Linked DNA regions of Homo sapiens: region 2 is linked to region 1. Evidence: chromatin loops called from intact Hi-C (ENCODE). Cell type or tissue: MCF 10A. All regions are shown on one strand.

What was found. Hi-C counts contacts between places; a loop is a spot of excess contacts. Peaks named below come from ENCODE experiments on the same cell type or tissue, not always from the same donor. Only the 100,000 strongest peaks of a DNase experiment are listed, where the experiment ranks them.
Region 2: a loop joins it to region 1, with 2.2 times the contacts of the local background. A loop is called at or near these places in 14 of 110 quality-filtered maps.

What each region holds. Positions count from the first base shown.
Region 1 is chr6:127,463,826-127,466,325 of GRCh38, reverse strand. The region is part of intron 7 of SOGA3-KIAA0408 (SOGA3-KIAA0408 readthrough); the gene reads left to right. LOC124901399 (a long non-coding RNA gene) reads right to left here. Exons shown (of 2, transcript XR_007059750.1): 2 at 1,792-2,230. Among named protein-coding and RNA genes, the nearest start is that of KIAA0408, 5.7 kb to the right of the region's middle. RefSeq lists a silencer at 1,088-1,382. In MCF 10A, a CTCF peak has its summit at 1,258 (motif pointing left); a DNase peak (open chromatin) is centred at 1,255.
Region 2 is chr6:127,346,066-127,348,565 of GRCh38, reverse strand. No RefSeq gene overlaps it. Among named protein-coding and RNA genes, the nearest start is that of ECHDC1, 3.7 kb to the right of the region's middle. In MCF 10A, no CTCF peak of the experiment used is centred here; a DNase peak (open chromatin) is centred at 1,175.

The sequences.
Region 1 (2,500 bases):
CCTGATATTTGTAGAAAGTGACTGGATTCAAAATAGTAGTGTGGATTAAAAAGAGTTGGATAAAGAAAGAGTGAGGTTGGCTGGGCACGGTGGCTCACGTCTGTAATCCCAGCACTTTGAGACGCCGAGTTGAGTGGATCACCTGAGGTCAGGAGTTCGAGACCAGCCTGGCCAACATGGCAAAACCCCGTCTCTACTAAAAATACAGAAATCAGCTGGGCCTGGTGGCGGGTGCCTGTAATCCCAGCTATTTGGGAGGCTGAAGCAAGAGAATTGCTTGAACCCGGGAGGCAGAGGTTGCAGTGAGCTGAGATCGTGACATCGCACTCCAGCCTGGGTGACAAGAGTGAAACTCTGTCTCAAAAAAAAAAAAAAAGAATAAGGTTGCAGAAATCTTATTTTGCAATATATATTGATAGCGTCAACAACATCAGAATACAGTGGAAGGGTCAGACACAGCTGCTTTTGAGGATGTACTAAATACCTACTGTTTCCTTCCTGCACTTGAAATAGCTTTTGCCCTACATGATACCACCATTTTGTAACTCTCTCTTCCTAACCCCTTTTCCTTTATGAATTTTTGAGATGTTCATGGGCAAATTACCCATCAAGGTATTGTGCTTATAGGCTAATATGGACTTACTGAGGGACCTTGGCCATGGAAAATGGGTCTGCATGGTTCTGCAGAAGACCCTGAAAATGGGTCTGGCTGATTCTGCAGAGTGGGCCTAGGAGCTACACTGAAGTGTGACTTTAGGCCTCCCGTTCTGTAACTTTACCTCCAGATCCTTTACTGTATCCCTCTCATATCATGATGCCATATTCCTTTTGACCTGAACTCCAGGGGCTCAAAATCTAACACCCACCTATGCAGTTCCCCATTCAGATCTTCCACCTGTTTCCCCACTCCATGCCCTGTGAATGAAACAGATGGCTTTCCTGACCTCTAATCAAAGCCTACCCATATTGATCTGTTCCTTCTAGTCCTTAGTATGTGCTACCTCTTCTTTTCTGTGCCGAAGTGGTGAGTAGCCAATAGTTATTTCCTCTACCAGTGGTATTTTACTAGGCAATTATTGGAAATAGAATGCTGCCACCCGGTAGTGATAAATCTAACATTTCTCGTAGAAGATATAGGTGGATTAGTTACTCCCTGGGGCAATATGGATTAGTTCCTGTGTCCTTCAAATTGCACTCACCAAGCCTGAGCCATGCTTTACTGCTGAAACATCCTAGCAGAGAGAAGTAAGTGGCTCAGGGTGGCCCTCTTGTGGTGGACAAGCATTCCCAGGACTCTGCTGGTCACTAAAGAAAAGGTAGCCCTCAAACAGTCCTTTTTATTATTTTTGATTTTATTGTCATCATTATCAGTATCCTCCAAGTCAAGAATCTGTAAATAATACAATGAGATGCTAAAAACAAGTTTGAAAAATGTGAGCAAGGTCTGTTTCTAGTTTTAAAATAGCCCACATTTCTCAAATATGTTACTGTTTGGTTCAGAATTTGGACCACTACCTAAAAAGAACAGATCATTCAAACGTGTCTTTTGAATATTTCTGTCATCTGGAAATGCCTGCGCATAAGCCCCATGACGGATGTGCTTGGCTAAAAAACCTGTTGACGTGTCCTCAGCCTTCAGAATAGAAGAGACAGCCAGTTTCCCATGATTCTAAGGATAAACATCCCCCACTGGAAAAATATTACATTAGCTGGCAAGTAATAATCCAAACATGTACATGGATAGTAAATATTCTGTGTGTGATCCTCATAATTTTATACTCCAAAACAGTATTTTAGGAGGATCAAAATTATATTTATTAACACACAGTTGAAATTGCCATTCTAGAACTCAAATAACACAGGACCAAATTTGACAGAATCAGCTGTGGAACTTTATCAAAAGTCTGAAGCCAGGACCTCACCACTGGATGGTCTGAGTCAGAAGTCTGGGGAGAGTTCCAGCATTACTATTTTTCTTTTTCATTCTCTGTGTGATTATAGTATGCAGCTAGGACTGAGTGAGAGTAACACTAAACCGTGATCTCCTTGGTGGAATGCTGTGGGTACTCCTAGGAGAGACTCTCCAAATTTGTGAATTTATACCAGTGTAGTGGGCTACTCAGAATGCAAACAGTCACGCTACATGTCACATTTCAGGGAATCTTCAGAGCTGACCAGACCTGTTGAAGACAAGGATTTCTTCCTCTTCTTTGAGTCCTCTTGGTCTAACCTGGCACAGAATTGGTATTCACAAATATTTGTTAAATGGAATGTTAATTGAAGTACCCAAGACCTTAGGAATTGAAGATAATTTAAGATTTAAGAGTTCTGCTAAACAACTGAGATCTCATGATCTTAAAGTACTTTGAAAATTGCAAGGGGCAGACATTATTCAAGAAGGAAGGATTTCTTAAAATACGTCCTTTATAGTAGCCTTTGAACTTTAACATGCAGAAGAATGAGTTTAGGCGGGGCACAGTGTTTCAGGCCTATAATCTCA
Region 2 (2,500 bases), 120 kb after region 1:
GTGGCTCACGCTTGTAATCCCAGCACTTTGGGAGGCTGAGGCACGTGGATCACCTGAGGCCAGGAGTTCAAGACAAGCTTGGCCAACATGACAAAACCCCGTTTCTACTAAAAGTACAAAAATTGGCCGGCGTGGTAGCGTGTGCCTGTGATTCCAGCTACTCAAGAGGCTGAGGCAGAGTTGCTTGAACCCAGGAGGCGGAGGTTGCAGTGAGCCAAGATTGCGCCATTGCACTCCAGCCTGGGCAACAAGAGCAAGACTCTGTCTCAAAAAAAAAAAAGGATAGTGGTTCAAATAGATGTTTCTGTGAAGGGACAAGTACTGGGAAGTGCTATACTGCCATCTTTCTGACATCACCCTTCTTCCATTCTAGATAGCCTTTTTGAAAGTAATACTATAGTTTCAACATTTTACCATGTTATTAAGTGTTCTCATTCATTTTGAGAAATCTGAAAACCAAGTATATTTAACTAACAAAACAAACACTACATTCCCCCAAGTTACTACTGATAACTATTAACAGCATGAGATATTCATTCTAGTATTTTTTTCTATGGCATTTTTTAAGAAAAAAATTTAACTACATTCTCAAAAGAAATAAAGAGAGGAAAGAACCGAGGAGGAAAAAAAGAAAGGATGGGAAGGAGGAAAAATAAGGCTAACAAGGCATTTGAACTCAATAAGCTTACATTAATAAAAATTATCATGATAGAATATAATGCAACAATAAATGATATACATTGTGGTATAACATTTTGATATTTCTTTCTCATACCTAGAACTATAACCAATTCAGTCTAAAGCACGTGTTGTTTCAGGGGAAAGATAGCTGTGATTGGGTTACAAATGTTTTCATAAAACTCATACCAGGGACAAGTGAAGAAAATCATAATATCTGAGTCTGGTTTATCTTCTTCCCATCCCCGCTTTTTAGAGTAAAAAGGTATTTTGTGCTTCAGAGAGAAAACCCCTTAAAAACTTATTGCATTGAGTCTAGGCCACAAACAACAGATTGAAAATAGAATACATGATACTCAAAGCTGAAATATATAAAAAAAAAAAAGTAAAATCACATCACACGGTAGTGTTGAAACATTCAAGTGTGTAAATACATGTCGACATCCTTTGTTCAGAATGAGGAAATACTTGAAGTGTAAAAACTTATTACTAATCATTGTTTCTCAATTTTGACTTAAGGGCTATTTGTTCAGAATAAAATATATGGAACTAAGGCCAAGAATTTGTATGTTTACCTAATGTGACTTGTGTTTGCCAATGTTTGAGAACCTCAGTGTTTGTCAAGAGGCCTAGGAATTCATAAACATAACAAAAGTAACTGGCTTTACCTTAACCTAATATGCCAACTCCCAAAATTATGCCAAACTTGCTTTACTTGTCATCATAGCACTTAATACCCCCCAACATTATATATTTTTGTTTCATTTTTGACACATAACAATTTTACTTATTTATGGGATATGGTGATATTTTAATGTTATTTAGCAAAACCATCACCTCATGTATTTACCATTTCTTTGTAGTGAGAACAACCAAAATCTTTTCTAGCCATTTTGAAACAATGTTGTTAACCACAGTCATCCTACTGTGCAATAGACCGCCAGAATTTATTCCTCCTAACTGTAACTTTGTACCCACTGATTAATCTCTTCTCAGCCTCTGATAACCACCATTTTATTTCCCACTTCTATGAGATCAACTTCTTTGGATTCTACACCTGCATGAGATCATGTGATATTTGTCTTTCTGTGCCTGGCTTATTTCACTTAATGTTCTCCAGGTCCATCTATGTTGCCACAAATGACAGGATTTCATTCCTTTTAATGGCTGAATAGTATTCCATTGTATGTATATACCACATTTTCTTTATCCGCTCATCCACTGATGGACACTTAGGTTGATTCCATATCTCGGCTCTTATGAACAGTGCTGCAATAAACATGAGAGTGCAGATATCTCTGCAACATACTGATTTTACTTCCTTCAGATATATACCCAGGCGTGGGATTGTGGGATCATATGGCAGTTTTGTTTTTAATTTTTTGAGGAACCTCTATACTGTTTTCTATAATGGCTAGAGTAATTCAAATTCTTTTGTTTATTTATTATTTTTTTGAGACGGAGTCTCGCTGTGTCACCCAGGCTGGAGTGCAGTGGTGTGATCTCGGCTCACTGCAGCCTCTGCCTCCCAGGTTTAGCTGGGACTACAGGCATGTGCTGCCATGCCTGGCTAATTTTTTTGTATTTTTAGTAGATAAGGGGTTTCAGCATGTGGGCCAGGATGGTCTTGACCTCCTGACCTCGGGATCCGCCCACCTCAGCCTCCCAAAGTGCTGGGATTACAGGCGTGAGCCACTGCATCTGGCCAGTAATTTACATTCTTACCAACAGTGTATAAGTATTTCTCTCCACATATGCATGGGCATGTTATTTTTTGTCTTTTTGATAATAGCCATTCTAACAGGTATGAGGTGATATCTCA